Linked DNA regions of Mus musculus: region 1 is linked to region 2. Evidence: chromatin loops called from intact Hi-C (ENCODE). Cell type or tissue: gastrocnemius. All regions are shown on one strand. Links, peaks and the distances in the headings refer to the core of each region. The heading gives the core; the rest is flanking DNA.

Evidence for each region. Hi-C counts contacts between places; a loop is a spot of excess contacts. Peaks named below come from ENCODE experiments on the same cell type or tissue, not always from the same donor. Only the 100,000 strongest peaks of a DNase experiment are listed, where the experiment ranks them.
Region 1: it touches region 2 in a loop (10-fold over the local background); 10 of 42 quality-filtered maps call a loop at or near these places.

The regions. Positions count from the first base shown.
Region 1 is chr2:164,175,522-164,183,848 of GRCm38, reverse strand. Wfdc5 (WAP four-disulfide core domain 5) reads left to right here and starts at 1,107. Exons shown (of 4, transcript NM_145369.3): 1 at 1,107-1,280; 2 at 4,970-5,113; 3 at 5,208-5,372; 4 at 5,684-7,524. The coding sequence starts at 1,196. The coding sequence ends at 5,359. A730032A03Rik (a long non-coding RNA gene) reads right to left here and starts at 6,265. Exons shown (of 4, transcript XR_003954086.1): 1 at 6,185-6,265. It overlaps LOC115486434 (a long non-coding RNA gene), which reads right to left. Exons shown (of 4, transcript XR_003954084.1): 4 at 6,437-6,727. In gastrocnemius, for the core only: a CTCF peak has its summit at 3,491 (motif pointing right); no DNase peak of the experiment used is centred there; H3K4me3 peaks cover 642 bases; H3K27ac peaks cover 2,169 bases.
Region 2 is chr2:164,100,060-164,108,386 of GRCm38, reverse strand. It overlaps Stk4 (serine/threonine kinase 4), which reads right to left. Exons shown (of 11, transcript NM_021420.4): 9 at 7,791-7,977. Among named protein-coding and RNA genes, the nearest start is that of Stk4, 30 kb to the right of the region's middle. In gastrocnemius, for the core only: a CTCF peak has its summit at 4,678 (motif pointing left); a DNase peak (open chromatin) is centred at 4,674; H3K27ac peaks cover 1,522 bases.

The sequences.
Region 1 (8,327 bases), core at 73-8,072, 76 kb before region 2:
CAACTTCTCCAGAAAGAAACCCCAACCCTGGCACTTTGCAGTCCCCATTTTTTGGCACCATTCCTTGCCAATCGTGCTGATTCCCGCCCCTCCTCCAAGACACTGTGAGAGCTTCAAGACCTTAGAGAGTTGGGAAAGCAAATACCTCACTCAAACACCATCCTGCAGGCCGTCAATCAAGCCGAACACAGAAAGTACAGAAGCAAAAAGGACTTTGAGTCTTAGGAAATACGATCCTGGAGTTCAGAGTCTGGCTTAATGGTCTAAAGAAGGCAGGGGAGACGAGGGCTTCCCCTGGCACGAAGCGCTCACTTGCTACCAAGCAGTAAGGGCAAGGAGCTAGGCTGGGCCTAATGATGCATGGTTAGCTTCTCGGGAAAACTGAGGCAGGAACATCCCAACTCAGGGGACGGACTGAGCTACCGAGCAGCAAGTACACTAATCAGCCTAGGGAACTCAGCAAGGTGTGGCTGGTTTCAAAACTTAAAAAGTTAAAGAGATCAGGAATGCAACTCAGTGGTAGAACACTTGCCTAGCACTTGAGAGGCCCTGGGTTTAATCCCCAGTACAGGGGTTGGGTGGGTAGTCGGGATTAACAGGATTAGTGGCCAAAGGGAATCAATAGAAGAGTTTCATTCTTAGTAAGCGTATTCACAAAACAAGAAGTCAGTGTCATATCCTAGCACATCTTCATTCTCTGAGCACAACAAACCGGCCTGGTTCTACCAGATGTTCCAGATGGCTGTAGTCAGGCAGAGGGTGGAGAAGGCCGAGGTTCACATTCCCAGGCAGAGCCGGCCACGTGCCTTAAAGGAAAAAGTCTCTCTGTGTGGCTTTCATTATGACCCCTCTCTTCCTCTCCCCACAATATAGATGAGAAGACTGAGCCCCAGAGACGGGCAAGACTTACCCAACACTCAGAGGCCAAGTCAGCAATACAGGCAGAACTAGATCCATGTCCCTAACACAAGGAACCTTTGCTACCAGCTCTTTCACAAGCACCCCTTGCCCTAAGGACATCAGGCAGGGGTGGGAGGGTAGGAGGGTGGGAGGGACCCAGATCCGGGAAGCACAAGCCACCCTGGTCACCCTCTAGTCCTCTTCTGCTGACTCAACTGCTCTGGCATCTCTGAGACTGTAAATGTTAATCTGGGGGCCTCTGAGCTCTGAGCTTATTGGGTGCCACGAAAGAAACATGAGAGTCCAGAGCTCCCTCCTCCTGGTAGTCCTCCTGGCTTTGGAGACTCACTTGCCTGTTGCCTTGTGTAGAAAGAAGGGAGGTGAGTGTCATGAATCCCTGTGCTCTGAGCAGGTGGCTTCTGCCTTTCTGTGGAGAGTGGGGGGCTGTGGGAGAGCCAGTGATAAGTGGGGTGTGTGTTGTGTGTGTGTGTATGTGTGTGTGTCTTACTATCCGTCCGTCCGTCCGTCCGTCCATCCGTCTGTCTGTCTGTCTCAGTGCTCCCAGGAACCTGCATTTTGCATCAGGCTTGTTCGTGCTTGGGTCTTTACCTGTCAACTTGCCTGTGCCTACATTCACACCCGAATGTTTTTAAGGACACTCAGCTGTTTCTGTGTACATAGGTGCCTTCGTTTCTGTCTGAGCAGACCTCTATAGACACATGGTTATTGTGCCCAAGCTTACAGACAGGATGCATGTGTCACCGTGCCTCCCCGTATGGGGAAAACATCATGTGATTCCACCAATGGGGATTGTAGAAGGGACTTGGGGGCTAAGTAAAGAGTGTGGCTGCTGGGATCTGGGGTCTGATGGGAGGAATCTCTGCCTTTGTCTCTCTTGTTCCTTTCTCCAGCTTCAGTCCATTCCCATCCCTGATGAAGCTCGGGTTGGTTTGTTGACAGTGAGGGAGGCATAAGGGTTCTTCCACAGATGCCTCCCTGCGAAGGCGAGGCCATCCCTCCATCCTCCTCTGAGGCTGCTGGGCTTTGACCTACATTCACTTTTGGAGAGTTAGCCCTGCTTTAGGGGACAAGTATACAAATGGGGACAGAACCCGTCCTCCAAGACTGGGGCAGCCTGTGCGGTACAGGTAGATGGAGGTAGCGGGATTTACGTGGCACCCATTCCCTTTAGCCTGGATTATGCCTTCCTCGGAGGCACAGAGGAGAAGGCTTCCTCCCACGTGGAGGAAGAAAGGATGCTAGTAGGTTCCAAGGTCAGACCTTTTGTGGACTGTAACCCACTCAGCCATCACCCACAAGTCTTCACTACGGTGTCGTGAGCCAGCACTGTTTTTACCCCCATTTTACTGGTAAGCAAACCAAGGCATACTGCTTAACCAACTTCCAGTGCCGAAGACCAAGACAGTATCAAACGTGGTAACTGACGGTAGTACTTGTGAGTCAGAAAGGTTCCCTTCAGCAACTCACTCCCGTGAAACGGGGTCCACACTTTCCTCTCATGAGTAAATGGGGCCTTGAAGGATAAATGTCAGACATGGCTGTAAGTGTAGCATATGTGGAGATTCGGGGGAGCAACTGAGGGGTCCTAGGAGAACAGTCCTGACACCACACCCAGGGTGAGACCTGGCTCCACCAGAGCCCGAGCCTGCTCTACCTGGCCAGGTGTGACATCCTAACCAATACCCGTTCATGTCATTCCATCCTTTCCTGGTTTCTCTCCCGTGAGGCATCTGCCTGGCTCTCGGTAGAACTTCAGACACTGGCAGAAGGCAGTGGGGCTGAGGGAAGGAGAGCATTAGCTCGTCCCAGTGGAGGCTCAGCCACTTTTGTTTATACGATCCTATGCTCCTCATTCAAATGCCAGGGTGTTGGCAGTTGAGTAATTCCACTTAGAGATCTGTGTATGTATTCAGGGTGCGGTGTGCCATGCCCCTGACTTCACCAGCTTAACCGTGCCCATGGATGGCTGCCACACAGGTATGGAGTCTACATATCAGCTGTGGGGTGTGTGTGTGTGTGTGTGTGTGTCACAGAGAATGTGTCACAAGTAGGAAACCTGGGTGTGGAGGGAAGGTTAGGAGAGTGACCATGGTAGTGTGCACTCAGAGCCCTGCACACCTCTCTGTCCAGTCCAGACTTTGTGTCTCCACATTGTGGCACCGACAGTTTGTCTCACTTAGAATGCCAACTTTCTGTTCGCTCCCTATCAGTCTGATCCTTGAAGCCCAACCCTGGGGTCCTCCTGCAGCAATTCCCCTTCCTCTGTGTTGCAATCTATGCTGCACTCCCCACACATGCACTCCCCCCACCCCACCCCACACACCCACACACCCACCCACACACAAGACTCAACTTCCTTGATTAGAATTCAGACAGCTCCATTCGGCCCACTCTCCAAGGCCTGAGCACCTCTGTAATGGGATGTGAGCTTGGTATTAAATCCTGGTCTGTAGGTAGATAGTCTCCAATCACTCTCTCCCCTCCCCCCCCCCCCCCAACAGAACCCGTCTTCCTCCCCAAACAGCTAAGCAGCTTACTTTCCAGCAGGGGGCAGCAGTTCGACTTCAACCACCAGTTTAGGAACTAAAGCTGACAATGCAGGAGCAAAGGACCACCTACTATGTGCACAACCAGTGCCCAGGCAGGGACAGAGTGGGAAGAAGGTTGGCATGAGGCAAATGGAGCTGTCTGGACTCTAAGCAAGGAAGTAGGAGCTTTCACTGGGCTGGGGGAGCTGGTGGTGGGTAGGTCAGCGAGAACTTCTGGAATAGGGCCCCAGGGGATTACATTCAGAGTCCTGGATCCAACTGAAGTCTCTGTGTTGCTAGATTGAGCTGAAGTCCTAGGACCAGCCCCATCCCTATAGTTGAAAGCAGTCAACGCAGAACATGAAGATTAAAGAGAGCCAGAGAATCCTAGCCCAGCCCAGGCCCGTGTGGGCTAGGCTGGTCACTGTCCTTTACAGGCCTTAATCTCTGCCTCATTAGAAGACTTCCAACTTGTGCATGAAGCCTCAATGAGAAGACTGGTTAGGCCAACTCCAGGTCAGAGCCTTCCAGAGCTGTTCCAGAGAAAGGTTCAGAGACAGAGTTGATTCTTGAGTTTAAGCTATGCCTCTTCCAACAGAGGTGAGCACAGCAGCATAGAAGTGTCACCCGTAGCAAGAGGAGAGCACATACGCAACACGAGGCCTCCCTACAAATACTTCTCTTTCCAACAGCCATTATGCCCTTAGCGCCGTGCACCGTGCTGTGCTCATGATGAACAGGGCAAGCAGGTAATGAAGCTCAGCCTCCAGCACAGGGAGAGCAAACAGACAGCTCTAGGCACTCACCCCATTGCTGACCCAGTGCCACGGGCTCAGAGAAGCAGGGCCTTAAGAAGAAGGGACATTTCAACTGAAATCAATACACTGACCAAGTGGCCAGAGTGGAAACGGGTGCCAGGGAAAGCCTTGCTTCCTTGGCTTGAAGCAGCTCAGGAGCGATAGAGAACGAGGCCAGGGAGGTACCTATGGGCAGAGGCAAACTGCCACAATCTTGTCTGAGGTGGAAAATTTGTGTGCTTGTACATGTGGTGTGTGTGTGTGTGTGTGTGTGTGTGTGTGTGTGTGTACATCTAGGTATGTGTCTACAGGAGCACATGGGCGCATACAGATGTGGAGGCATAGAGCCCAGAGGACAACCATCTAGGATGTCATTTCCAACCACCTTGCTGAGACAGCTTCTCATTAACCTTGAATTCATCAGAACCTTCCCTCTTTTCTGTTTGTTTGTTTAGTTTTGCTTATTTGTTTGTTTGTTTAACATGGGTCTTGAGGGTCAAACTCGGGTCCTAATCTTGGCTGATTGATCTCCACAGCCTAAGTGTTTTAATCTCATTTTTCCTATCCATTATGCCACCTGAGTGTCATAATTAGCCCTCAATAGAAAAAAAAATCTATAAGACCCATCCTGGAGGCAAGCAAGAGACTGAGACAGTTGATCCTGCAATCCCCAACACAACCCTGAGCTGTGTCTAGCTAAGTGACGTGAGGTTTCTCGTACAGACAAATTGGGGGGTTGCCCACCAGACGATGGACTCTGCAACCAGAATACTCCTCCTGATCAGTGCTTGAATGACAAACAGTGTCCCTCTTCTTGGAAGTGCTGTCGCCGAGCCTGCTTCCTCCAGTGTATGCCTCGTGTCTTTGGTAAGTGCCCTCCCCACTGTGCCAACACCCAAACCTCAAGCAAGCCCCAGGACTGGTGGGCACAACCAGACTCAACCAAGCCCCTGTGTTGCAGTAAAGTCGGGCAAATGCCCCGTGGATCAACTTCGCTGCCTCAGTCCCACAAAGCACATGTGTAACAAAGACTCGGACTGCTCAGGCAAGAAGCGGTGCTGTGCCAGCGCCTGTGGCCGGGACTGCCGAGACCCCAGCAAAAGTACCATTTGAGACCCCAGCAAAGGTGCCATTTCCTCTTTCCTCCCGCCGAGCTCCGGGATGTCCTTCCAGGTCAATAATCTTAGCAGGGTACCTTCCTCAGAATGGCCAGAGCTGGAGAAGGAGGGTGCAAGGGCTCCCATTAGCAAGGCAGAGAAACTGGGTTCCTCAGGTCTCTTACTAAGTATGCTGGATATCAGCTTACCCTTCTGAAGGAGGTTGGAGAGACCTGTCTTAGCATCTGTCTGAGTTGGATTGATAGGCTCTAAATAGAGGTGGCAGATTCAGAGTCCTGTTACAAAATAGGCGTTAACCCTTTCTTTTCCTTTTCTTTAGGCTAATTCTGGCTTACGATCTATGGCTCTGCACCCCAGGTGTGGTTCCCACCAGAAAGAGATCATGATGTGCCAGCCAGGGATCCTGCGACCCAGATCTTCTCTCCAGAGACAGTTGTGACCTTCTGACAAGCACTGGCCTGTTGTCAGCTCCCTTACAACTCATGCCTCCTGCATTCTCCTCTGAGTGCCAAGGTCCACACCAGACATCAAAAGCATAGCTCATCATTCGGCTCCGGCACCCCACACCACTGTTGTGCTGGGCTTCCCATCCCACCTCAGAACCAGTGTTATATCTCTCTGTACATTGTTCCCTCCACTTCAAATGCCAAGCCAGGCAGCCCCTTCTCTCCCGAGCCCTGAACCCACCTGCAGACTATCCTCCCCAAAATAATGTGTGTCCAGAAAGAATTTTCCAAACATCAGTCCATCCACACATGCTGCCTCAGTCCCCATCATCCCTGCAGAGCCACCCCGTAATGTGTAAAGTTGTGTGAAGTACCTCTGTACATCTACTCACTTAACGTCTTCATTTAAACGGCTCACTTTTGGATGTTAACAATTCATTTCCAAGGGATGGTGTGGGAGGGGAGGGCAGAGGAGGTTTGGTGTCGCTAAGGTAAATAAGATCTGCAAGATCAACGGACAGAGGCAGCATGGATCTTCGAAGCCAAGTGTAATGAAAACAATAATTCCATTGAGTTCATTCGTGCTTGATTTAAATAACACCGTTAAACTCTAGCTAATAGGGCCACCTGCCAAGGCAGAGCCTGATTCTGTTTTAATAAATGGAGATTAACAAGGGTTAAAGAGATGTCAAGAGATGCAGGATTCTGACTGAGACAGCTTCCTGGCAGAGTCAGGAGCAAAGAGAGAGCCTCTGACCCAGGGAGTCGATGATGCTTCATGTTGTAGCCAAGTGCTTGCTAAGACCGTTTGGATTGTCCCATATCCAGGAAAAGGGGCTCCAGCAGTTGGGATGTCATGTGTAGAGTACATCTGTCTCCACTACTGGGCTGTGTCTCACTTGCCTTGATTTCCCAGCCTAGAGTCAGGGCCAAACAAGGGTTTCTTGAGAGGACTCAGCAAGGGTCTGTCCATTCCTTGGACCCAGACAGCTGAGAAAGGAGGTGCCTTTTGTCTGATAGACTTGGGGCAGACTACTATGGAGGCGAACTTAAAAATTGTGTCTCTTCTGTCCTGTTCCCGTGGCCTTGCGGTGTAACCCAGGCGAGTCCTTCACCACTTCCCTTTGCAGTCTGGAAGATGGAGAGAGTGCCACTTTCTGGTTGCTACAGCCATTCTCACTAGATTCAAATGCCCGAACTGTTGGCTTGTAGTAACAGTTGCCAACAACATGGCTCCAAGGTGACACGTAGAGAAAAGAAAGCTTTCTGGTGTCACAGAATCTGTGAGCTCCTGGATATTTCTGAGCCTCCTTCTGGGCCTTGGTTGCTCCACCCATCACATTAACACAGATAATATAAGGGACCATAGTCTCTGCCCACCATGTCCCTTCTCGTCCTCAGACTCACTAGATAGTGTCTGTCCCATTCGTAGTTTATAAATTGCCAACTTGGCATAGCCTAGAACTGCCTGAAAGACAAGCTTCTGGACATTACCCTGATATGCTAATTGATGTGGGAAGAACCACTTTGATTGTGGGTGTGACCCTTCCCTAGGTATTAGATCCTGAACTGGACAAAACGATGCAAGTGAGCTGAGCATAGCATGTGTGCATCATCCATCACTCCCTTCTGAATGCAAATGTACTGTAACCAGCTGCTTCCAGCTCCTGCTGCCTTGACCTCCCCACCATAAAGGACTGTATCTTGAACTGTGAACTAAAATGAACCCTTTCTACCTTTCATTGCGTTTGTCAGAGTGTTTAGTCACAGCAACAGAAAGAGAAGCTAAGACAGCACGCCTACTAATTTGGAGCCTGGCTGGGAACCTGTTTGGGTAGGACTAACAGCCATAAGATACCATTCTTCTGGAAGCTTCCAGACTCTGCCACAAAAAGAGCTCACCCAGAAGCCACAGGCCTAAAGCTGAGCTATATCTCAGCCAAGTCCCACACTTGAGGGTGGGAGTACTTAATACTTGTGGCAGGAAGTCACAGGGATATGGGACTGTTGGTGACACAGCAAAAGCCTGCTAGAAACTGTTAGTCTGGAGAAAGTGCCTCCCCTATGCTTCCCCCTGTCACAGCTTTTACTCTGCCACCTGCAGAAAAAGAACCTGGTGCTCCCGTTTAACAATGGAGAAACAGCAGCTTTTAGACAGAGACTTGACCGAGCTCTTAGTTGGGCAGTAGCCAGAACTTAATAATGGCGTTCTCTTCCTTAGATAACAATGAATCCAGACAAGAGCTAAACACTATGGAGTCACCACCCAAGACCCCCGCATCCTACCATTCATATGGACAAATCCCACCGATGGCTCCCAGCCCTACTGGGTCCTGTTTCACAGATTAAGAGAACTGCAGTCCAAAGAGGTTAGACAGTCAAAGGAGTCACACGTACTAGAGCTAGGACCAGCCCGTGACAGTTGCAACCCAATTCTCTACATCCCTATTAAGTAATTATAGTAGGCTTTAGAAGAATCCATCCACCCTTAACAACATTGTCCATGGATGAAAAAAG
Region 2 (8,327 bases), core at 283-8,282:
AGAGTTTGAAGCCTTATAAAAGAAGGCTTAAAGGGATCCAAAGTCTGGCCTTCTTTAAATCTGCCATCTTGTATACTGAGCTGTTTAACTGGTTCTTAAAATAGCTATCATCTTATTGCTAGGGAATTTAACTCTCTCTCTCTCTCTGAATGAATGAATGAATGATTATAATGCTTTCATTTTTGAGCATTTAGACACTACGTATTTTATATGTATTTTATTAGTTTGACAAAACAAAACATAAAACCTGAAGGTCAAAGGGGGAATAACCTCCCTAAGGAGACTTCCCCTATCAGACCCAGAAATACACTCCAGGCCAAAGACTGATTCCCAAAATCTTTCCAGTATTTTTCTTTCTACTCTTGCCTTCCTTCAGCAAGACAACTGCAACAAAATTAACTGTTGTAGCTTTTCGCTCTGGGGCAGGAAACAGCCCTATTCTATCGAGAACCTTCCTATAGTGTCAATTCAGAGTGGCAAGTATAGGAAGCACCGAGTGCTCTCTGGTGAACTTTGAAGCAACCAGAAACTGGACAACAAGGCTGCTGTTGTAAGAGGAGTGCACAGCGCTTACACCCTCAGAACCATGCTTGCAAACACTATCCCCTACATCCGAGACTGACGAAGTCAGCATGTGGACCGTGTATTAACTGCACCCTGCAGACAGCTGCAGGCTGAGAGTGAATGAAGAACTTCCCTCTCACACTGCTCTGATGAATGCATATCTGACAGACAGTGTGAAGTCTTTTCAGTAAGAGCCTGGACTGTGGTCTTAAAGGAGGAAACAGAGCAACAGTAGACGGCCTCAGTCACAGAGCTTCCCAATCTTAACTATGCCGTCATGCTTTAAAGTTCTACTGCAAACAGATTAGTGTGGCTACTACTCTAAGGAGCACATTAGAACGCTGGGAATTCAGTGCAGATCCTAAAAAGAAATCATCTCACTCGCCTCAGGTCACAGGGCCTAACTGGAAAGGCCCGAGTCAAGGACGAGAACACTGCAAAAGCTATTGCGCCCCCCACCTGTGCAGGCAGCAAGCCTGGGAAGGAGGAGGGGCCAGCTGATGCGCTCCTGGACATGCCGCAAGCACTGAGAGGGAGAGCAGCCGGCTGGCATCGAGGCTTCAGCAGATAGGTGTCTGCTCACCATCAGAACCGCTGACTGTCAGCCCCTCCTCAGGGAAGGACTGCTAAGGTACAACTTGTGCAAACAAGCCCACTTCCTTCCTTCCATATTTTGCTGGGTTTGTCTCTGAAAACCCAAGTATCAAAAATTGGTAGAAAATAGCCAATTTAAAGGCAATTGGCACATTAAGTTTACTAGATATAAATTCCTGTACTAAACAACTAGAAACCAAGCATTCTTAGGTTGGTTAGGTGGCCCCTGGGTAAAGTACTGGCTACCCAAGCCTGTGGACCTGAGTCAATTCTCAGAACCCACAAAAGTTGTCCTCTACTTTCCACAGCGTGGGTCTGTGGCACATGCAGAGTGTTTAAATATTTTCAAAAGAAGAAAACACAAAGACTCTTTTGACAAAAATTCACAACAAACATGCCAAGCCACAAATGCCTCAAAAGTACCCAAGAACTGTTACCACCTCGGCCTCGCTCTTTAAACAACTCTCTAGCACATACCGGGTTTTAAAATTTCACACACTTAGTTTTGAAAAAAGTTCTTCTGAATAATTAACATGCCTGTACTTCCAGAATACAGGAAACAGAGGCGGGGGAATTTTGAATTTGAGGCCAGTCTGGTATACACAGCAACTTCCAGGCTGGAAGCGATACACAGTAATCAAAATCCTGTTTCTAATAAATAAGACGCTTCCAATATCAGAGCTTGTATGCAGCTCCATGCAAAAGGCCTGGTCCCTGCATTCAAGGCCTGGCGCCAGAGGGTGGGCGGAAAGAAAACAAAGAGCGCATGTACCACACTGACGGTGGAGTGAAGCTGCAGAGCTAAGGGGAAAGCTACGGGTAGTCAGACTAGTAAGCAAGAAAAATCAAACCGCAAGATGGTAAACTGCCGCCAGTTCTAACTGACACCAGGCTACAGTCTAAGCTACAGTCAGACTCTCTAAAGCTACAGTCAGACTCTCTAAGGCTACAGTCAGACTCTCTAGCCTAAGGAAGGACTGCTGATTCGGCTGCAATCAGACTCAGGATTAAGATGCTAGAGGGACTTTCCCTGAGGTGAACAGGACAAGAACAGGCACCACTATTCAAACTGTAGTAGAGATCTGAGTGAACCAGAAAAAAAAGGGTCTATGGATCACAGGGGCAACACTGAGGTCATAATCCAGAGACAAGATCTTCTTCATAAAAAATAAAAAGGGAACTTACAGATTAGGAGTCTCATAGGAGATGAGTACAACAATCCACTGAAAACATCAACGCAACAGCCATAAAAGTACAACAAGAACCAAAGCCAACATAAAAACAAAAGACTTGGAACTGGTCCTAAAACCAAGATGAAGGCTGGAGGGACAGCCCAGCCAGTGAAGAGTGTGCCCTGCTCGTCTGAGGATTCTCTTGGTTCCTAGCACTTGTATCAAGTGACTTCCAAGCACCTGGAGCCCCAGCTCCAGGGGATACAAGTTACAAGCTTCCTGAGGTGTCTGCACTCAAGTGTACATACTCACGCATGGACACACAATTTTAAATACTAAAAAGAAAATATTTTTTAAAACAAATTAAAACAATCAAGTTGAACAACCCCTGAGGAATAACACCCAAGGTTGACCTCTGACCTACACATGAGCACACACGTGTACACAGACACACATGCTAAGGGTGCTTGTAGCTGCAGTGCTCATGAAGTTGAGGAAGAGGGATCAGAAGTTGACACCAGTTTGAGCTATATAAAAAGACCTCATCAAGATAGAGATGCCAGGCAGTGGCGCACGCCTTTAATCCCAGCACTCAGGAGGCAGAGGCAGGGGGATCTCTGTGAGTTTGAGGCCAGGCTGGTCTACAGAGCAAGCTCCAGGGCTATAGAGAGAAATCCTATCTAGGATCTCCCCAACAAAAACACAGACAGACAGACAGACAAATGCACACACACACACACATGCACACACACACACACACACATGCACACACAGAGATATAGAGCATGCCTGTGAATAAACTCAGTTTTCTAGAGATATGCTGGGTAAACCATGGAACCGTGTTTGCTGACAGAACTATGTATTCAAAGCAATCAAGTAAAATCCCAGTGGTATAACGCAAAATTGGCTTCACTGATCCTGAAACTGATACGAGATCATTGTAAAGAAATTCAAATAGCAATCTCTATTGGAAAAAAAAGGGGAAGGAGGGCAAGGAATCTATTTTAGAATAATGGTCACGGAATCCATGCAAAGGTGACTGGACCGTACAGCTGAATGTGACTACAGTTCATAATACAAAGAACAAGAAATTCATGATATATTAAAGAACATCTGTGGGCAGTAAGACTTTACAACTCTTTAAACATTTACTCTTTCAAGGTGTGTAGGTAAAAAGAAACTTCTTTTTTCTTTTTTTCTTTTTCTTTTTCAAGACAGTGTCGTTCTATGTAACCCTGCCTGTCCTGGAAACTGTTCTGTAGACCAGGATGTCCTTGAACTCAGAGACCAACCTGCCTCTGCCTCTCTAGTACTGGGATTAAAGGGGTGCACCATCACCACCCAGCAAAATTTCTTGAAGAACACAAAAATGATACTGTATAAGAAACCCTGGAACAGTGTGACATCAGGAGAAGGCCGGCTGCTAGGAATGACTGCAACAGTCGGGCACAAGTCACAAGCTAGGGCCAAATAACCGCAATGCACAAACCAAAAGGGTCGATACCTACAATCCACAGCGGTTCTGCAGATCAGTAAAAGGCTATTCCGATTATCCTTCCTGTATAAAACACGCAAGATTAAAGTGAGGGGCCATGCAGCTCAGTAGTGCACACGGCCAGGCAGGAAGCCCAGGGTTCCCGTCCCTGCACTTCCAAAACCAAAATCGGGATATATCAGGCAATGATGGTTATAAAGTATCTTTAACACTTGTTTGTCTACATATTGTAGCTTTCCCCATATCAGTTCTGTTTGTGAGTTGTTTTGTTTTGAAGTGCTATCCCACTGTTTGGTTGGGACCCCTTAACTGGTGACACTTAAAAAGCTATGTGTGGCACTGTGCTCAGGATCGACAAAACCAATTCCAACTAAAGTCTACTAAACCTGAGACGAAGAGGCTGTGCTGAAGTGCTTCAGCTCTGCCAAGTATCCAACCTCCTCACTAAACGATATGAAGGCCATGCCCCAGTGTTGCTGCGGTAACTCAAGACAGCCTTAAAGGTGAGGGCTAACAGCAGTTAACAGCACCGGTTGCTCTTCTTGAGGACCGAGGTCCAACTCTCAGTACCTACAGCTCACGGTAACTCTGGTTCAAAGAGATTCAATAACCTCTTTTGGTCCCTGCAGGCACGAGCCACGTGTGTGCTTAGACATACATATGGACAAAACACTCAAACACATAAAATAAAATAAAATAAAATAAAATAAAATAAAATAAAATAAAATAAAATAAAATCTTAAGTATAAATAAATAATAGTCTTGATCCAAAATAAATGCTATCATGGAAAGGGTGTCGGTGAATTTGAATGGGAACGCAATTTCAATCCATATCCTATCGCGGAGCTCCCTCTGCTGGCACAGTGGGAGCACAACAAGTTCAATGCTGACAACTCACAAGGGCATTTTATCTTCACCACTAAGACCAGGAGTTCCTTTAGAGAACCCTGAACATAGTCTACAAACAGCAAGAATGACCAATGTGTTTTTACACAAGTAATGACTAGTTAATGTCAATTCCCCTTCAGATTTCAGCTAAGGCTGGACTGTACCTAATATTTTTATATATGCAATAGTCTACACTAGCATGTCTGGGAAAATTCATAAATTTTATCTTTAATTATTTCCTTGGGCCTAGTTCCTAATAAAGGAATTTACCAGGTCACAGGTTTGATCTTTTCTTTGGGGGGTTGTTTTTAATTATGTGTATACAGCAAGGAGTCTCTTCATGTGTGAGAGGAAGTGTCTTCAAAGTCTCAAGAGGGCACTGGATCCTGTGAGCCTGGAGTTACAAGTGGTCATGAGTCACTGGGAACTGAACTCAGGTCCTCTGGAAGAAGGGCAATGTTCTTAACTGTGGGGCCATCTCTCAAGCCCAGATCTGAATTTTTTAAATGCTGATAAAGAATGCACTCCAGAAGTTTTATCAATTTGTTAATCTACCAATGTAACATTACCATTCTTTTCAGTCTCAGAGATAATTAATCTGAATCCCAAAACAAAGGGAATGATTTCCATCTCCAAGGTGAAGAGTAGAGACCCATGAGAACACTGCCCTGCCAATGTCTGCAGACACAGAAGCCCCTCCTCAGGAGTATCTCTACCTTCCTACGTGCTGCCAAGCTTGCTACGTTTCTGTAGGGAGCCCCAGGGACACGTTAAATTCCCTTTTACTATACTTTGGCAACACCCTGGGCCTACACCAATATTAGAACTCATGTCCTTCCCTGCACTTGATGGCACCTGGGACCAAGTCAGAGATACAACTGAGGTCAGTCTGTATGGGCATTTACAAAAAGGGCCGACTGAGAGAAGTCTCTCTGAGAGTGGATGGCACCATCTGACAGACAGCCCAGATACAGAGGGCTCTGAGGCAAAAAGAACAAGTCTTGCATGCCAGCCTGACTCTGCTCCTTGCTGGCACACCCATTCCTGTTGCTGCTACAGCTATTATCACTGCCATCCATCGCTGGCATTAGACTCCAGATTCTTGGTCTTCTATCATGGACTAAAGTCAAGTGACTCTCTGGGAATCTTCCAGGCCCTTAGAGCCAGACTGAGACTGCTGAAGATATCCAGTGTTGTGGATTGAGCAGCTCACAGGTTCTCAGCCTCTCCGAGCTGCAGCCAGCCACTGATGGCCCTTCCAGACCCTATGTTTAGGTTTAAAGCCCCAGGGCTCCTTGATCACCTTTTTTCCCTTCCCTTTAGCTGTGTCCTCTCCCTGGGATGAAACCCAGCCCCTCACACATGCTAGTCAAGTGTTCTGCCAGACAACAAACTTTCTGTCTGTGAAGGAACAGACAGCAGATAATTTAGGCCTTTGAGGCAACAGTTTTTAACAGGTACTCAACTCAGCCTTTTCAGTACAGAGGCAGCCAAAAGCAACAAAGGAATGGTTTATGGCTAGGTTCCAGTTGAGCCTTACTGCCCAAAGTAGGTGGCAGTCTAGCTTGGCCGAGACACTGGTTTGCTGATCCCTGGATTAGAAGAAAAGCCATAAATATTATAGGTACAGCTCAGCAGTAGACTGGCACACATGAAGCCATGATTTGATCCCTAGCATGGGGGTGGGGGGGTAGGTAGTTAAGGGGGGTGAAAAAAAAAACCTGATGACCAAGGAAACTCAGGCCTTTCAACGTATGCAAAGTTCAGGCTAACCTGAACCTCTATACCTCCGTTACTATTTTGTATCCTCCAACTGTTCCCTCTGTGACATGGCCTGTACCTCAGGTCGAGAGGAAAGGCGATCAGTAAAGAGCAGAGTGTGGGACTCTAAGCCAACTCGAGGAATGGAGCGAGTCACAGGCCAGCCAGGAAAGAGGGGAAGAACCCAGGTCTGTGGCACACACCTGATGTGGAAGACTGGAGCCTGAGGCTAGGGAACCACCTGATGTGTCATTAGAGAAAGAGACACATACAGAGGAGGAAGTGATCAGATAAACTAATCTATCAAGCAACAGAGAGAACCACCCAACTACTTCTCTTAGAAACCAGTCTCTCGCCAGGTGTGGTGGCGCACACCTTTAGTCCCAGCACTTGGGAGGCAGAGGCAGGCGGATTTCTGAGTTCGAGGCCAGCCTGGTCTACAAAGTGAGCTCTAGGACAGCCAGGGCTACACAGAGAAACCCTGTCTCGAAACCCCCCCCCCAAAAAAAGAAACCAGTCCCTCCCTCCACTAGACTCACAAAAAGAAGCCTCGGGCAGTGACTGCACCTCCCTGCGGCCTACTGCTCTCTTGCATTGTATTCTGACCTGCGCGTTGCCTAAATAAAATGGTCTTGCTACTCTGCACATAACTTTCTTTCCTCAAAACAATGACAAAACCTGGAAACACCAGGCCTAGACTCTGACCACAGGCAACAGCTTGAGCCCAGAAGTGAGAGGTGAGGCTGGGCAACATAAAAAGCATCAGTCTCCAGCAGCAGGAGCACCGGTTGGGGGCGGGGCTCACTGGTGCAGTGCTTACCTAGTGCTTACTGGTGAGGCTCAGGGACTTAATAACCAGCAAAGAAAGAAAGGGAGAGTGAAGGGAGGAAGGAAAGGAGGGGTCAGAGAAACATGGCAGGGAGGGGAGACAAGGAAAGAGGGAGAGGAAAAGGAAGAGATTTTCTGAAGACTTAACAGAACTTTTGCATCTGCTCAATTATCCCTGACTGGCTGTCAGTGAGCTTTGACTAACCAGACAGACACTAGCGTGAAAATACACTGAAAGTCTGCATCACAGCAGAGAGTACGTATGGCCTGCTCCAGGAGAACCCTCAATGAGAGCATTCAGACGAAGCTCCCAGCCTACTGCCAGCATTCTTCCTCCCCTGCCGCCTGCTCCTCACAGCCCTCCTACTGAGCGCCTCTCTCCCTCTAAGGGACGTAGCTAGGACAACACAACAGCAGACCCACAACTCAGACAGCAGGGGCTGCGAGACCCTGACACTGGATCAGTTAGTGTCTCCCCAGAGCCTCACTTTTCATGGTTCCTTCCTCTTCCTCGTCCTCCGTGTTGATCACCATGGTGCCCAGCTGGGACGGCAACGTGTCACCGTGCTCAATCATAGTATTGGCTCCTCCGCTCATCGTGCTGGCTACTCGGACAGTGCCCATCTCATCACCGGCAGCTCGAACCATCGTGCCGGAATCCATTTCATCCTCCTCCTGCGAAGGAGCAGAATCTCAAACTGGAGCTAACTGAACGTCCTGAGTCACGGTTACTCTCGGTGCAAACAGACCTGGATCTGACACCTCTGTACGTTGTGTTCCCACCTTAGAAGCTGAAAAGCACCTGTTTAACCAGAGATGGTCACCAAGTGACCCATGTGACACCTGCGTATCTCATCTAATGGAGCCTCCTCCTCCTCCCTTCTCTCTTGACTTCCAGCACAGATCTGGCCAAAAGCACCCTTGAATCTCAACGGTGCAGGTGACTCCAGAATACACTATGAGAATTTTAGAAGAGCTTGGATAAACAAAGTCTCAAAACTAGGGGATGTCTCTGTCTCTCACTG